Linked DNA regions of Homo sapiens: region 2 is linked to region 1. A link is an interaction called in ENCODE POLR2A ChIA-PET data of the cell type or tissue named here. Cell type or tissue: endothelial cell of umbilical vein. All regions are shown on one strand. Each heading gives the region's core, and the rest is flanking DNA. Links, peaks and the distances in the headings are about the cores only.

What was found. ChIA-PET counts read pairs that join two places held together with the same protein. Peaks named below come from ENCODE experiments on the same cell type or tissue, not always from the same donor. Only the 100,000 strongest peaks of a DNase experiment are listed, where the experiment ranks them.
Region 2: POLR2A ChIA-PET joins it to region 1 with 5 read pairs; 2 of 35 experiments call an interaction of 5 or more read pairs at or near these places.

Annotation. Positions count from the first base shown.
Region 1 is chr12:115,971,276-115,978,759 of GRCh38, forward strand. It overlaps MED13L (mediator complex subunit 13L), which reads right to left. Exons shown (of 31, transcript NM_015335.5): 24 at 4,240-4,463; 25 at 3,896-4,038; 26 at 803-961. Among named protein-coding and RNA genes, the nearest start is that of LINC02463, 89 kb to the left of the region's middle. In endothelial cell of umbilical vein, for the core only: no CTCF peak of the experiment used is centred there; DNase peaks (open chromatin) are centred at 2,166 and 3,296; H3K27ac peaks cover 1,077 bases.
Region 2 is chr12:116,393,210-116,400,693 of GRCh38, forward strand. No RefSeq gene overlaps it. Among named protein-coding and RNA genes, the nearest start is that of MIR4472-2, 31 kb to the right of the region's middle. In endothelial cell of umbilical vein, for the core only: no CTCF peak of the experiment used is centred there; no DNase peak of the experiment used is centred there.

The DNA of each region.
Region 1 (7,484 bases), core at 901-5,900:
GACAAAAGCACAAAGAAGTTACGTAACTGCCCAAGTGGTAGCGGCAACAGAGGTAACCTATAGTCTAATGAGGACATCTGTCTCTCACTGGATTGATGACAAGTAACCCCATTCTCACACCACAATACTGTTGACTTTTATAAGGAATAAGTGGGGAAGGTCCCCCATTTGATTCAAGAAATATCTGGATGGTAAAGATAGGTTATAAAAATATAAAATCGCTCAGTTACTGGTTTTCAAAAACCAGCCAGATTCTTAAGAAATTCTGTGGCCACGTTTTGGCCATCCACAAATGACACCTACATCTATTGAGAGCTTACTGTGTACCAGGTACTGTGCTAACTGCTTTATCCTTGTTTGCCTTCCCATTCATCTTCAACCGTATCAGAGAGACTATAGAAATATCCCTTCGAGGCTGCTGAGAGATTCTGCCAAATGCATGTCTTCAAAAGGATATTCAAATATGCATCATTCTGGTGTCTACTTTCATAGTTCTTTGGAGGGTGATCTTCATATACTAACAACAAACTGGGGTCAGGTAACAGTCATTAGCCATGACTCTATGAGATCTCAATGATATTCAGAACTTAGTCTCTCCCCCGAGCTATGGTCAACAAACATGATAAAATCACAAACCACTCCGCATGGAAGGTATCGAATGTTTTCCATCTTTAAGCCCCAAATACAATCTTCCCTTATAGAAATATAATGAAGACAATTCTACCCTTGTCTGCGGACTTAAGTTTGAGTGGACTGAATTGATGTGATATGTAATTAATGACAATGACAAGAAGAAATTTACCTGGCATCACTACAAAGGACCCCTGGGGCTCCATGGCAACCAGGCAGGCACTAAGGATAGAAGGAGAGTCTGCGGCAGAGATTCCACACATCCGGCACACATCCTTGAGCTTTTTGCTGATTGTCTGTAGTGAACATTCTCCAAGGAGGATACTCCAATCTGAAATCAAATATCGCAGTCATACACAGTCTTTAGAAATTCATACTGATGGGAGATTTGAGCTTTTTAGCAGTTCTGCCCGGTAATTGAATTTCCAAGGTTGGGCCCTAAAGGGAATTATGGCTTTACATATGTTCCCCTCCTTGCTATAGAGAATGTTACTCGACTTCTATTACACTTCATTAACAAAGGAACAAAGGCCTACTATTCTGTGGCTGAAGTCATGTCTGAAATGACCTTTGAGAGTCCAGCACTAATCCAGTCTAATCTACCTAGACCAGATTTAGGCACTTAGAGTGCTTTTCCATGATGACAGCAGTGTTAGCTGCCCTATCCTTTCTCCTCCTTCTCAAGGTCCGATTCTTTCAGTACTCTGCTCTGGAGGAAAGCACTGGCAGGTGGAGGTAAACCTGAGTTTTGTTTATTGTTGTAGGTTAGTTATTTCCATGAAAGTCAAACAGCAGCAGAAATGAAGAGAAATAGTTCTTAGAACACCCAAAAGAGCTCACAACGAGTGTGAGTGAAGTGCTCCAAATGATGCCATACTAATAGTGGAGATTGAAATGTTGGCATAAATTTCCTTTCTAATGTTTATTGCCTCCAAACAAAAGCATTATACCTAACTGGAGCACTGTGGAGGATTATGTTACTCTGAGAAGTGGAAAGCACTTGGTCCCCTCTTCTGACCTCCCTTACACACACGAAGTATGCGCCATTCCTATGCATCACCCCTGCTTTCGGATCCCATCTTGCTCATAAAATGCCACACCAGTGCAGGCTGCTCTACCTCCACACTTTTTTTCCCCCAAATAAGCTGCCATTTCTCCCCTTAAAGAGCAAGTGAATGGAAAACTGTTTCCATATTCCCAATGAACCCCAAACTGAAGTGGCTGAAATAAAAGTGGCCAGGAACATGAAGAATGTTTGTTTTAAAACTATGGGAAATCACAGATGTGAGCTTCATATTTCAAACCAAGTACGAAAGAAAAGGCAGTGTGTATTTCATCATAAAGACTCTGGAGATAAGAAACAGAAATTCACAAAGCTGACTCTGAAACCTAAGGCTCCTGTCATACACTGTCCCATGGAGATGCAATGTGGCACAGATCTTGGCTCCTCAAAGGAAGGAGCTGTAGATTAGTAAACAGATTTCCTGTACACTAGGTTCTTCCTGTGTTTTTATTCCTGAACATACATTTTCTTTCAATCTTTTGATGGGCTCCTCCAGTCACACATTCCTCTCCACTAAGAGATAAGGAAGAAGAATGTGCCCTTACAAAAATCATACAAAGGAAGGAGATGGCCTTAATAATTTTCCAAAATACCAAGTGACTAGACTATTACTCTATATTTTTATCCTCCCTCTTCTTTCCTATTATAGTCTAACTTTCCCCAAGGGTTAAGAATAGCTCAAAGCCTTTAAGAAATAAGATTGACTAAAAAAGCAGACTGGGGAGGAAGATAGAAAATTCTGACAGAAATAAAATGATGAATCCCCTAATGTATTAGACCTCCAGGCTCTTGATACAAGATTCATTATGATATTCCTTTAAAAAATGAAAAGGGTCTATTAGTCTACAGTACAACTTATTACTTAAAAAATTTGTAAATGCCAAAGAAAACATTTACTTAATACATATGATGTAATATTTATATAAACTGCTGTTAAACCCTGAAAATTTGATACCAGATTTAACCTGCATTGTAGGAAGCGAGGTACACTTAGGCATTCCTACAGTGCAAGTTATATCTGTACCAGTGATTTTTGTTTAGGGATTCTACAAATACCTGATGTGAATTTCCTATAAAAAAAAAAAGTACATGGTCTAATGCAGGGACCAGCAAACTATGATCCACAGGCCAAATCCTGCCTCCCATTTGTTTTTGTAAATAAAGTTTTATTAAAACACAGCCATCCACACTTGTCTAGAGCCGCTTTGACGTTACAACGGCAGAACTGAATAGTCACAACAGCAACCATCTGGCCTGCAAAGCTGAAAATATTTACTATCTGGCCATTTACAAAGAAACTTTGCTGACTCTGCTCTAATGTATTTGCACCCAGGAAGCCACCAAGCTAATCTGTGACATTAAGTCTTTCTTTTGTGCAGATCTTAGGGAAAAAACTTCTCCCATCTGAATGCATATATTGAACTTCTTACAAATCTGTCATTACTTAATAAGGCTTTAAAAATAATCTAGGCTAATTCATACTACTCACATAAAACTGTACAAGTAGCTACATTGGGATAGTAAATGAGCTGGGCTCAGCACCAGGCAAGGCAGCTGCTGGTGGTCAGTTGTGTTGTGTTACAGTTAAAGTGCTTCCTGACTGTTAAATTTATGACAAAGAATATAAGCAGTGGTAGTTGGGGACTGAACTTCAAAAATCTGCTCTTGTAAGCTTCCAGGCTCAAGAACATCAGACAGTGGCAATGTGAATAAAGACTGCCTCTACTGGCAACTACTTGTCCTCATGAAACAGGATTTCTTTGCTGTTGTGCCACCAAAAAAACTAAAGAAACACAAAACTCATCATCAACCACCAAACAAATTGAAGGCTGTTTTTATATGACTTCAACTGTCACCTATAATCACTGATATAAAATTTTTGTCTTAAAACTGACTAGTTCTTCTCCCTGATTCAATATATAAATAAATGTTCGAAATGTGAATTTACTATCATTTTTATATTAATAAAACCCTCTTTTTGTTTTATATATTGGGGCTCAAAATTTAAGATTTTATTTGGATATTTATTTTGTTGCCAAAGAAGAGTTTAAAACTGGTTTATCCTGTACATATAAAAGAATCATAAAATAGAATCTGTTTAATTCTTACAAATTTAAACATTTTCTCCCTTAGCTCAGTTAATGACAATAGCTGAGCCCTTTTCCTCTGTCTTCTGCAAATACTTCTTCAAAAATTTCTCACCTTTAAGCTCCCCATGGCCAAGACGCCCAAGTCGCCCGATTACAACTCTCCAGGGTAGAGATGTCATTTGGACAATCCCTATGCACCACTCCCATAACTTCTGTAGTCCAATTTTACGTGCAGATACTTTACTCCTCCGTGACCTAACAAATAAAGAAATGGGGAAGGGGAAGGGGTCCCTAGATAAATCAGAGTTATTTATCACTTATAAGACAAACACTAGAAATTCCAAAGAACCTATCCATGCTGTACCCACTTCATTTACATAGAAAACTGGAAATATTCATATTTGAGGAACGGTACAGCATTAATTTACATGCACCATAAACATCAAGTCTTCTCACCTGTTTGGTAAAGCAATATTTACAACGCAGGTCTCTAATAATTCCCCATGGAGGTCAGTGCAGGAAGCCAAAAGCCAGCGCTGGTCGTGAGACAGACAATAGCCCACGAAGAGCACATTGTATTTCTGGCTCGCCTCACCAAACGTCTCTCCCAGCTCTGTCTGCTTGTCTTTGATTGGGGCCAATATAAAGGGAGGGGAGTAAAGCTGGATTGGGCTGGGCCGCTGAAATCAAAACCAAAATCAATATCAGTACAAAGCCATACAACTTAATGATTACAACAAAATCCAGAACGACACTGAGGGGACCCACAGGGAGTAATGGTAGTAAATCGTTTCTCTCTCTCTCTCTCCAGTACTAGAGACACATAAATAGTACTGAGGACACATAACAAAATGATTGTTTAAATCATGTAAGCTGGGAAACTCAATCAAGCCAGTATTTCCTTATTAAAAGAAATTACTATTTTAGAAACTGCATTGGCCCAACTTCATTAGTTGTTAGGCAAGTGGGAAATTGAAACTACAATGAGATAATGCTACACAACCACCAGTATGTCGAAAATAAAAAAAGAGAAAATATTGGTAAGAATATGGAGCAACAAGAATTTTTATACATTGCTGCTTAAGCTGAACAAACATATACTCCCTTTGAACCAACAAAATGCACATATATGTTTACCAAAAAACAGGTATAAGAATATTCACGATAGTATTAATCACAATAGCTCCAAACAGAAAGTTATCTAAATACTCATCAACAGTGAAAGAGATAATAAATTGTGATATAGTTAACAGAATCAGAATATTAAACAGCAATGAGAATGAAAAAACTATAAGCAACAAAACAGATGAATCTCAACAATGAATAAAAGAAGCCGAATGTGAAAGAATACAAAGTAGATGATTCAATTTATATCAAGGTCAAAGACAGGCAAAACTACACTGTCAGAAGTCAGAATAGTGACTATCTTTAAGGGATTGGAAAGGCCACAAGAGGGGCTCTGGATACCAGTTATGTATTTGCTTCTTGCACTTGTTAAATGATATTTTTTTAATTACTGAAAATTCATTCAGCAGTACACTTATGATTGAGTACTTTTGAGTACATATATAGTTTAATATGTGTGTCTGTGTATATAATTTTAAAAATCAAATCAACAGTTGTTACCAAATATAAATATTTTAGATCAACTGTGAAAATGTTTTAATTGTCATATTTTTTACAGCCATCATAATACACATCTTACTATTTAATAAACTACAACAGGGGTCAGCTAACTTCTACAAAAAAGAAAACCAGAGAATTAAGTTTAGATTTTTATGGCTGTCACACATTCTCCTTTTTGTAAAAATGTACTCACTGGCTAAGTGTGTTGGCTCATGCCTGTAATCCCAACACTTTGGGAGGCTGAAGTGGGAGGATCACTGGAGCCCAGGAGTTCAAGACCAGCCTGGCCAACACAGTGAGACTCCCTCTCTACAAAAAATAAAATAAAATTAGCCAGGCATGATGGTGCATGCCTGTAGTCCCAGCTACTTGGGAGGCTGACTGCCTGAGCCTGGAAGGTCGAGGCTGCAGTGACCCAGGTTCATGCCACTGCACTTCAGCCTGGGCGACAGAGTAAGACCCTGTCTCAAAAACACAAAAGTAATAATCATTCTTACCTAGCTGGTCATTCAAGTACAGGCTGCAGGCCAGATACAGCCCAAATCCATAGTTGCTGACCCCTGAACTACACAGCATTAGGCATGGCAGTAACAGAATGACACAATTTTAAAGCTAAAAGAGACTTTGAAAATAATATAACCCAACTCATTCATTCATCATAGGGATTCAAAACTCAGGCTGAGAAATATTCAATGACTTGCTCAAAGTTGCAAAGCTAATCTAACACTCATCAATTCACTCTCCACATGACCAGAAACTGCACTCTTAGGTATTTATCAAGAGAAAGAAATATTATGTCCACACAAAAACCTTGTACATATTCATAGCAGCATTATTCACAAGTGCCAAAAAGTGGAAACAACCTAAATGTCCATCAACTAATGAATGGATAGACAAAATGTGGTACAGCCATACGATGAAGTATTATTTAGCCAGGAAAAGAAATGAAGTACTGGTACATGTTATGACATGGATGAACCTCAAAATCATTATGCTAACTGGAAGAAGCCAGACATAAAAGATCGCATATGGCCAGGCGAGGTGGTTCACGCCTGTAATCCCAGCACTTTGGGAGGCTGAGTCAGGCAGAATGCTTGAGCCAAGGAGCTCAAGACCAGCCTGGGCAACATAGCAAAACCCCTATCAAAAAATTACAAAAATTTAGCGAGGCACGGTGGCACATGCCTGTAGTCCCAGCTAATCCAGTGGCTCAGGCAGGAGGATCACTTAAGCCCAGGGAGGTCGAAGCTGCAAGTAACCGTGATCTTGCCACTGCACACCACCCTGGGTGACAGAGCGAGACCTTGCCTCAAAAATAAAAATAAAAAAATTGGGGGGAAGACTGCTTGAGGCCAGGAGTTCAAGACCAGCGTGAGCAATATAATTAGACCCTGTCTAAAAAAGAAAAAAAAATCATATATTGTGTGATTCCATCTATAAGAAATGTCCAGAACAGGCAGCTCCATAGAGACAGCAAGTAGACCAGTGGTTGCCAAGGACTGGAGTGGGGAATGAGTAGTGTGTGCTAATGAATATTGTGTTTCTTTGAGGGTTGATGAAAATGTTCTAAAATTAGATAGTAGTGAAGACTGTACAACTGTGTGGAAATACTAAAAACCACTGAACTGTACAATTTTTTTTCTTTTTTTTTTTTTTTTTGGAGACAGAGTCTCACTCTGTCGCCGAGACTGGAGTGCAGTGGCGTGATCTTGGCTCACTGCAACCTCCACCTCATGGATTCAAGCAATTCTCCCGCCTCAGCTTCCCAAGTAGCTGGGATTATAGGCATCCGCCACCACGCCTGGCTAATTTTTTTATTTTTAGTGGAGACGGGATTTTGCCATGCTGGCCAAGCTGGTCTCGAACTCCTGACCTCAGGTGACCCGCCAGCCTCAGCCTCCCAAAGTGTTGGGATTATAGGCATGAGCCACCGCGCCCGGCCTGAACTGTAAAATTTTTAAAAAGAATTTCGTGATATGTGAATTGTATCTCAATAAAGCTGTTATTAAAGCAAGAAAAGTCCAGCTGAGTTTGCCTGGAGTTTTTTATAAAACGAATGGCTAAATGTGAAATAT
Region 2 (7,484 bases), core at 1,339-6,338, 420 kb after region 1:
TCTGGGATTAAGCAGGTCTCAGTTCAAAACCCAGCTCATCTGGCTGTATGACCTTGGGCAAGTTATTTAGCTTCTCTGAGCATCAGTTTCCTCATCTGAAGACAAGAATAGTAACGGTAACTATTTTGTGAAGACGATATATGCAAAAGTACTGAGAATGTTCTTTTTCTCTCATTGCATTTGTGCATTGTTTTATGTATAATGCATTATTCATACTGCTGGCAGGTGGAAGCAGAACCCTGCTGCCCGTGTCTGGGTGGGCGAGAGACTGGGGAAACACGGCCAGGAAGCAGCCCGGCAGATGGGGGCTGAGCGCACTGGCAGGGGCAGGAGGAGGTAAGTAAGCAACCGGAGAAGAGCTAAGGGGTCCTCGTGGGATTAGCCATGAGATTCCTAAATCCATAAGCAAAAATTGTGAAAATGGGGCCAGGGGCGGTGGCTCATGCCTGTAATCCCAGCACTTTGGGAGGCTGAGGCAGGCAGATCACTCCAGCCCAGGAGTTTGAGACCGGACTGGCCAACATGGTGACACCCCATCTCTACTAAAAATACAAAAATTAGCTGGGTGTGGTGGTGCATGCCTGCAATCCCAGCTACTCAGGAGGCTGAGGCACAAGAATTGCTTGATCCCTGGAGATGGAGGTTGCAGTAAGCCGAGGTCGTGCCACTGCACAACAGCCTGAGCGACACAGCAAGACTGTCTCAAAAAAAAAAAAAAAAAAAAAAAGTGAAAATGGTCCCCTGATGTGGCCTCCACTAGATACAGCCACCAAGGGCACCCCTGCTTTCTCCTTGCAGCGGGGAAAATGATTCTGTTGAGCAAGAAGAAAGTTGTGGGGCTGTGGACTTCCGGGATGGTCAGGCAGTGCCTGGCAGAAGGAAGGAGTGAGGTGAATAGGAAAAAACAGAAAGGCGGTGTGCTTGTTTCCTGTGGCTGCTGTAACAAATTGTCACAAGCTTGGAGATTAAAACAACAGAAATTTTTTCTCTCACGATTCTGGAGGCCAGAAATCTGAGATCAAGGTGTTGGCAGGGCCACACTGCCTCTGGAGGCTCTGGGAGAGAAGCTTTCCTTCTCTTTCAGCTCCTGGTGGCTGCGGGCATTCTTTGGCTTGTGACCGCCTCCCTCCCATCTCTGCTTCTGTCTTCACATGGCCTTTTGTAATTGTCTTCTCTCTTCGTCTTCTCTTGGAAGGATATTTGTTGAGCCAGGCACAGTGGCCCATGCCCTGTAATCCCAGCTACTGCAGAGGCTGAGTTGGGAGGAGCACTTGAGGCTAGGAGTTTGAGACGAGCCTGGGCAATACAGTAAGACCCCATCTGAAAGGTCAAAAAGAAAAGAAGACAACGAAAAATAAGAAAGAGCGAGCGAGAAGGAAAGATCTCATTTAGCACCCTCAAAAGCACAAAAAAAAAAAAAAAAAGGAAAGAGACACTTGTCATTGAATTTAGGACCCTCCCTAATCCAAGATAATCTCACCTTGAGATCATTCATTTAATTATGATTTCAAGGTCATATTGGAAAAAAGTGCTTCCAAAGGCTTTTTTTTTTTTTTTTTGAGATGGAGTCTCGCTCTGTCCCTGAGGCACTGCCACTGCAGTGGCGTGACCTTGGCTCACGGCTCACGGCAACCTCCACCTCCCAGGTTCAAGCAATTCTCCTACCTCAGCCTTCCTAGTAGCTGGGACTACAGGAGTGTGCCACCACGCTCTGCTAATGTTTGTATTTTTAGTAGAGATGGGGTTTCACTATGTTGGCCAGGCTGGTTTCAAACTCCCGACCTCAGGTGATCCGCCCGTCTCGGCCTCCCAAAGTGCTGGGATTACAGGCGTGAGCCTCAGCGCCCAGCCCCTGTGGACATATCTTAGGAGCCCACCCTTCAACCCACCTAAGCTAAGGAATATTCAGGTTGATGCTCCTCAAAACTTATAACCATTAATGATTTCAAGCATAAGAAACTATAGACATCCATTTACTCAGAACCCACATTTAACAGATGCTAACATTTTCCCATTATTTCTTTAATCTCTGTCTTAGAAAAAAAAAGATATAAAACATTACAGACATGTTTCTTTTCTTCCTTCTCTCCTTAGAGATAACCACAAGCCTGAACTTGGTCGTTCATTCTCATGCTTGTAATTATACTTTCACTACATATATATGTCTCTTTAAATAATGTATAGTTTGCGTGTCCTTTAAAAAAATTGTTATAAATAGAATGATTATATTTAGTATTTTTAAAATGAATAGCTTTATAGTGACAGAATTCATGTATCATAAAATCCATCCTTTGAAAGTATACAATTCAGCAGTTTTTACTATTTTCACAGAGTTGTGCAACCACCAAAACATTTTCATCACTCCTCCAAAAAAGCCCATACCTATTAGCCATTGCTCCTCCCCCTAGCCTCTGGCAACCACAAATCTACTTTCTGCCTCTGGATTTGCAAATTCTGGAGATTTCATATAAATGAAATCATATAACATATGATCTTTGGGGGCCTAGTTTTTAAAATGTGGCCTAATGCTTTCAAGATTCATCCATGTGGTAGCATGTATCAGTATTTTATTCCTTTTTGTGGCCAAATGACATTTCATTGTAGAGATGGGCCAAATTTTGATTATTCATTCAATTGATGGACATTTAGGTTGTTTCCACTTTTTTGGCTATGATGAAAAATGCTTATAAGACCATTCATGGGCTGGGCGCAGTGGCTCACACCCATAATCCTAGCACTTTGGGAGGTCAAGGAGGGCAGATCATGAGGTCAGGAGTTCGAGACCAGCCTGGCCAATATGATGAAACCCCGTCTCTACTAAAAATACAAAAATTAGCCAGACGTGGCGGCACGCACCTGTAATCCCAGCTACTCAGGAGGCTAAGGTAGAAGAATCGCTTGAACCCGGGAGGCAGAGGTTGCAATGAGCCGAGATCGTGCCACTGCACTCCAGCCTGGGCAACAGAGAGAGACTCCATCTCAAAAAACCAACAAACAAAACAAAACTAAACAAAAAAAACAAAAACATTCATGTACAAGTTTTTGTATGAACAAATGTTTCAATTCTTTTGGGTATATAATTAGAAGTAACATTGCTGGGTCATATGTTAACTGTGTGTCTATATTTTTTGTTTGTTTGTTTTGTTTTGTTTGAGACAGTGTCTTGCTCTGTTGCCCAGGCTGGAGTGCAGTGGCACAATTATGGCTCACTGCAGCCTCGACCTCCCAGGGCCCAGGTGATCCTCCCATATCAGCCTCCCAAGTAGCTGAGACTACAGGCATGCAGCACCACACCTAGCTAGTATTTTGTATTTTTTGTAGAGATAAGGTTTTGCCATGTTGCCAAGATTGTCTTGAACTCCTGGGCTCAAGCAATCTGCCTGCCTCAGCCTCCCAAACTGCTGAAATTAGAGGCATCAGCCACTGTACTCAGGTGTATGTCTAATTTTTGGAGGAAATGCTAAACTGTTTTCCAAAGTAGCTGCCGCATTCTACTTTCCCAGCAGCTATGTATAAGGGTTCCAATGTTTTCCCATCCTTACCAACACTTATTATTGTCCATCTTTCTGATTTTAGCCCTTCTAGTGGGTGTGAAGTGGTATCTAACTGAGGTTTTGAGCTTCATTCTTCTGATGGTGAATGATGTTGAGCATCTTTTCATGTGCTTATCGGTCATTTTGTATTTTCTTTGGAAAAATATGTATTCAAATTTTTGCCCATTTAAAAATTGGGTTATTTTTCTTTTTATTATTGAGTTGTAAGTGTGTATATGTATACACCTACGTATTTCTGCATTTTATTGGAGTATTTAGTCCACTTATATTTAATGTAGTCACTGATTTGGGGAGGTAATGTAATTACTGATAAAGTATCTAATTTTTCTTTCTTCTTTTTTTTTTTTTTTTTTTTTTTTTTTGAGAGACAGGATCTCATTCTGTCACTCAGGCTGGAGTGCAGTGGCATAATCATGGCTCACTATAGCTTCCACTTCCCAGGCTCAAGTGATCTTTCCTCCTCAGCCTCCTGAGTAGCTGGGACTACAATAGGTGTACGCCACCATGCCTGGCTAATATCTGTAGAGATGGGGTTTCACCATGTTGCTCAGGCTGGCTCAAGCAATTCACTCATCTCAGCTTCCCGAAGTGCTGGGATTACAGGCATGAGTCACCACACCCGGCCAAGTATCTAATTTTTCTACTTGTTTTCTACATGTCTGTGTTTCTTTTTTTTTTAAGACAGGGTCTCACTCTGTCACCCAGGCTAGAGTGCAATGGCATGATCTTGGCTCACTGCAGCCCCTGCCTCTTGGGGTCAAGCAATTCTCCCACCTCAGCCTCCTGAGTACCTGGGATTACAGGGGCGTGCCACCATGTCTGGCTGATTTTTGTACTTTTAGTAAAGATGGAGTTTCACCATGTCGGTCAGGCTGGTCTGGAACTCCTGACCTCAGGTGATACACCCGCCTCAGCCTCCCAAAGTGCTGGGATTACAGGTGTGAGCCAACGTGCCCAAACTGTATCTTTTTTTAAAAAACCTCTTTTCTTCCTCATGGCCTCCCTTTGTATTCAATAGATATTTCCTAGTGTACCATTATAATCCCCTTGTTGTTTCTTTTGCTATATGTACATTTGGATTTATTTTCTTAGTGGTTGCCTTGGAAATTACAAGTAACATCTTAGTCTAAAACAATCTAGTTTAGATTAATACCAACTTAATTTCAACAGTATGCAAAAACTTTACTTCAATATAGCTTTATTCCCTACCCTCTTTTTTGTGTTATGGTTGTCATAAAGATTACATCTTTCATATTATAAGCCCATCAACACAAGTTTGTGGTTTTTCCTTTAAGCAGTTGTCTTTTAAATCAGAAAGAATGAACAAAAATTAATACTTTATACTTATCGATGTTGTTACCTTTACTTGTGCTCATAATTTCTTTGTGTATATTCAAGTTACTGACTGGTGTCCTTTCATTTCGCCTGAAGCACTCCCTTTAGTATTTCTTATAGGGCAGGTCTCCTGGCAATAAATTCTCTTATTTTGTGTTTATCTGTGCATGTCTTGATTTCTTGATTTCTGAAGTATGGTTTTGCTAAACATAAAATTCTTGGTTGGCAATCATCTTCTTTCAGCTCTTTGACTATATCATCCCATTGCTTTTGGAACACTGTGGTTTCTGATGAGCAATCTGGTGCTAATCCTATTAAACTAATGAGTGGCTTTTCTTTGCTTTCAAGATTCTTTCTTGGTCTTTTGCTATTAGCACTTTGACTATAACACCTAGATGTGGATCTCACATCTAGGAGTGAGGTAGGAGTTTATCCTATGTGGCATTCATTGAGCTTCTTGGATGTAGAGATTAATCTTTTCCATCAAATCTGGGATATTTTCAACCACAATTCTTCAAATATTTCTTCTGTCCCTGTCTTCCTCTCATTTCCTTTTGGGATTCCTTTTATGTGTATGTTTGTATTCTTGATGGTATCCTACAGATCCCTGAGGTTCCATTCATTTTTCTCCATTCTTTTTTCTTTCTCTTGTTCCAAATGAATGCTCTCCATTAACCTGTTTAAAGGTTTGCTAATTCTTTCTGCCAGCTTAAATCTGCTGTTGAACCCTTCTAGCATATTTTTTTTTAATTCCAGTTATTGTACTTTTTGACTCCAAAATTCGTATTTGGTTCTCTTCTATAATTTCCATTTCTTTATTGATATCTTTAGTGACACATTATTCTCATAGTTTCTTTAGTTCTTTAGACATAGATCCCTTTAATTTTTGAACATATTTAAAAGAGCTGATTTAAAGTCTTTGTCTAGTAAGTTCAACATTGTGGCTTCCTAAAGGACAGGTTCCTGTGTATGGATCATATATTCATATATTTTTTTCATGTTTCATTTTTAAAATTGAAAACTGGACATTTTTAGTAATATAATGTGGCAACACTGAAAATCAAATTTCCCTTCTCCCCGGGGCTTTTGTTTTAGTTGTTTGTTGTTGCTATTTGTTTATTTAGTGACTTTCCTGGACTTATTCTGTAAAATCCATATTCCTTGTTGTGTGTGGTCACTAAATACTCTGCTGGGTTTGCTTAGTGGTCAGTTACTTATTTCACAAAGATGTCCTTATAGCTAGGCTGTTAATTAACTTCTTGTAAGGAGTAGAATGAGAGTAGGAGTTATATTCTTGGTTAAAAATAAATAAATAAATAAATTTATATATATAGCTTTTATCTGTTCCCTCTAAGGCCAGACTCTAACGGGCATCTCTGCCACTCTCCTTCTGCAGCTGCAGATCTTTTCTCAGTTGAGCTTCAGATGAGACCACAGCCCCAGCCAGCTTCTTAAGTGCAGCCTCATAAGAAACCGTAAGCAGAGAACCAAGATAAACCATGCCTGAACTCCTGATCCACAGAAACTGTGAAATAGTAAGTGTGTATTGTTTTAAGCCTTGAAGCCTGTGGGAATATATATAGTAACGTGTAACTAATATGGCAGGGAAGGACAGGTTGCCAACCTTTGGAATTCTATGGGTCTACTTTAGAATGAGAATTTGTGGGTCTCTCACCCCACGAGACAGCAGAGGACCTGGGTTCCAAAGGTTTTCCTTTTCTGTCTCCCCGATGTTGAGGTCTTGCAGGCAGGAACTATGTGTATGCTCCCAGTGCTCTGTCCAGTGTGCTGCACAGCCTGGGTGACCCATCATTATTTACTGAATGCTAAATTGATGAGTGGGACCCAATGCTCTTCATAGGATCAGGGGAAACCCAGCTGGAATACACCACAAGCAGGACTTGAAGCTCCTCAGGAACAAGGTCAGAGGCTAGGGCTATAATAGCTGTTTTGTCTCTTTTTATGAAAAGCTTTTACTGAGAAGTAAGAGCATGGTTCCAGGCCATGACAGTGACACCACGAGTGTGTGCTGGTCTCAAGGGAGGCTTAAGTATTAAGGGCAGTGCAGGGTGGTGACTAGTTGTGGCACAAGAGTGTCGGAGCCCATCAGGTTTGACCCAAGATCCTGACTGAGTCCTTCCTGGTTCCTTTCATTGTTAAGCCTGTTTTCTATCTGTAAAATGGGGTTAACAATGGTCCTATTGGCTGGGCATGGTGGCTCATGCTTGTAATCCCAACACTTTGGGAAGCCAAGGTGGGTGGATCACTCGAGGTCAGGAGTTTGAGACCAGCCTGACTAACATAGTGAAACCCCATCTCTACTAAAAATACAAAAATCAGCTGGGTGTGGTGGTGGGCACCTGTAGTCCCAGCTACTCGGGAGGCTGAGACTGGAGAATGGCTTGAACCCAGGAGGCAAAGGTTACAGTGAGCAGAGATGGCACCACTGCACTCCAGCCTGGGCAACAGAGCGAGATTGTCTCAAGAAACATAAACAGAAACAAGCAATGGTCCTTATCTTGTGGGTTTGTCATGAGGATGAATGAACACATAAAATTCTTAGCACATAGTAAATGCTCAGTTAATACTTTTCAC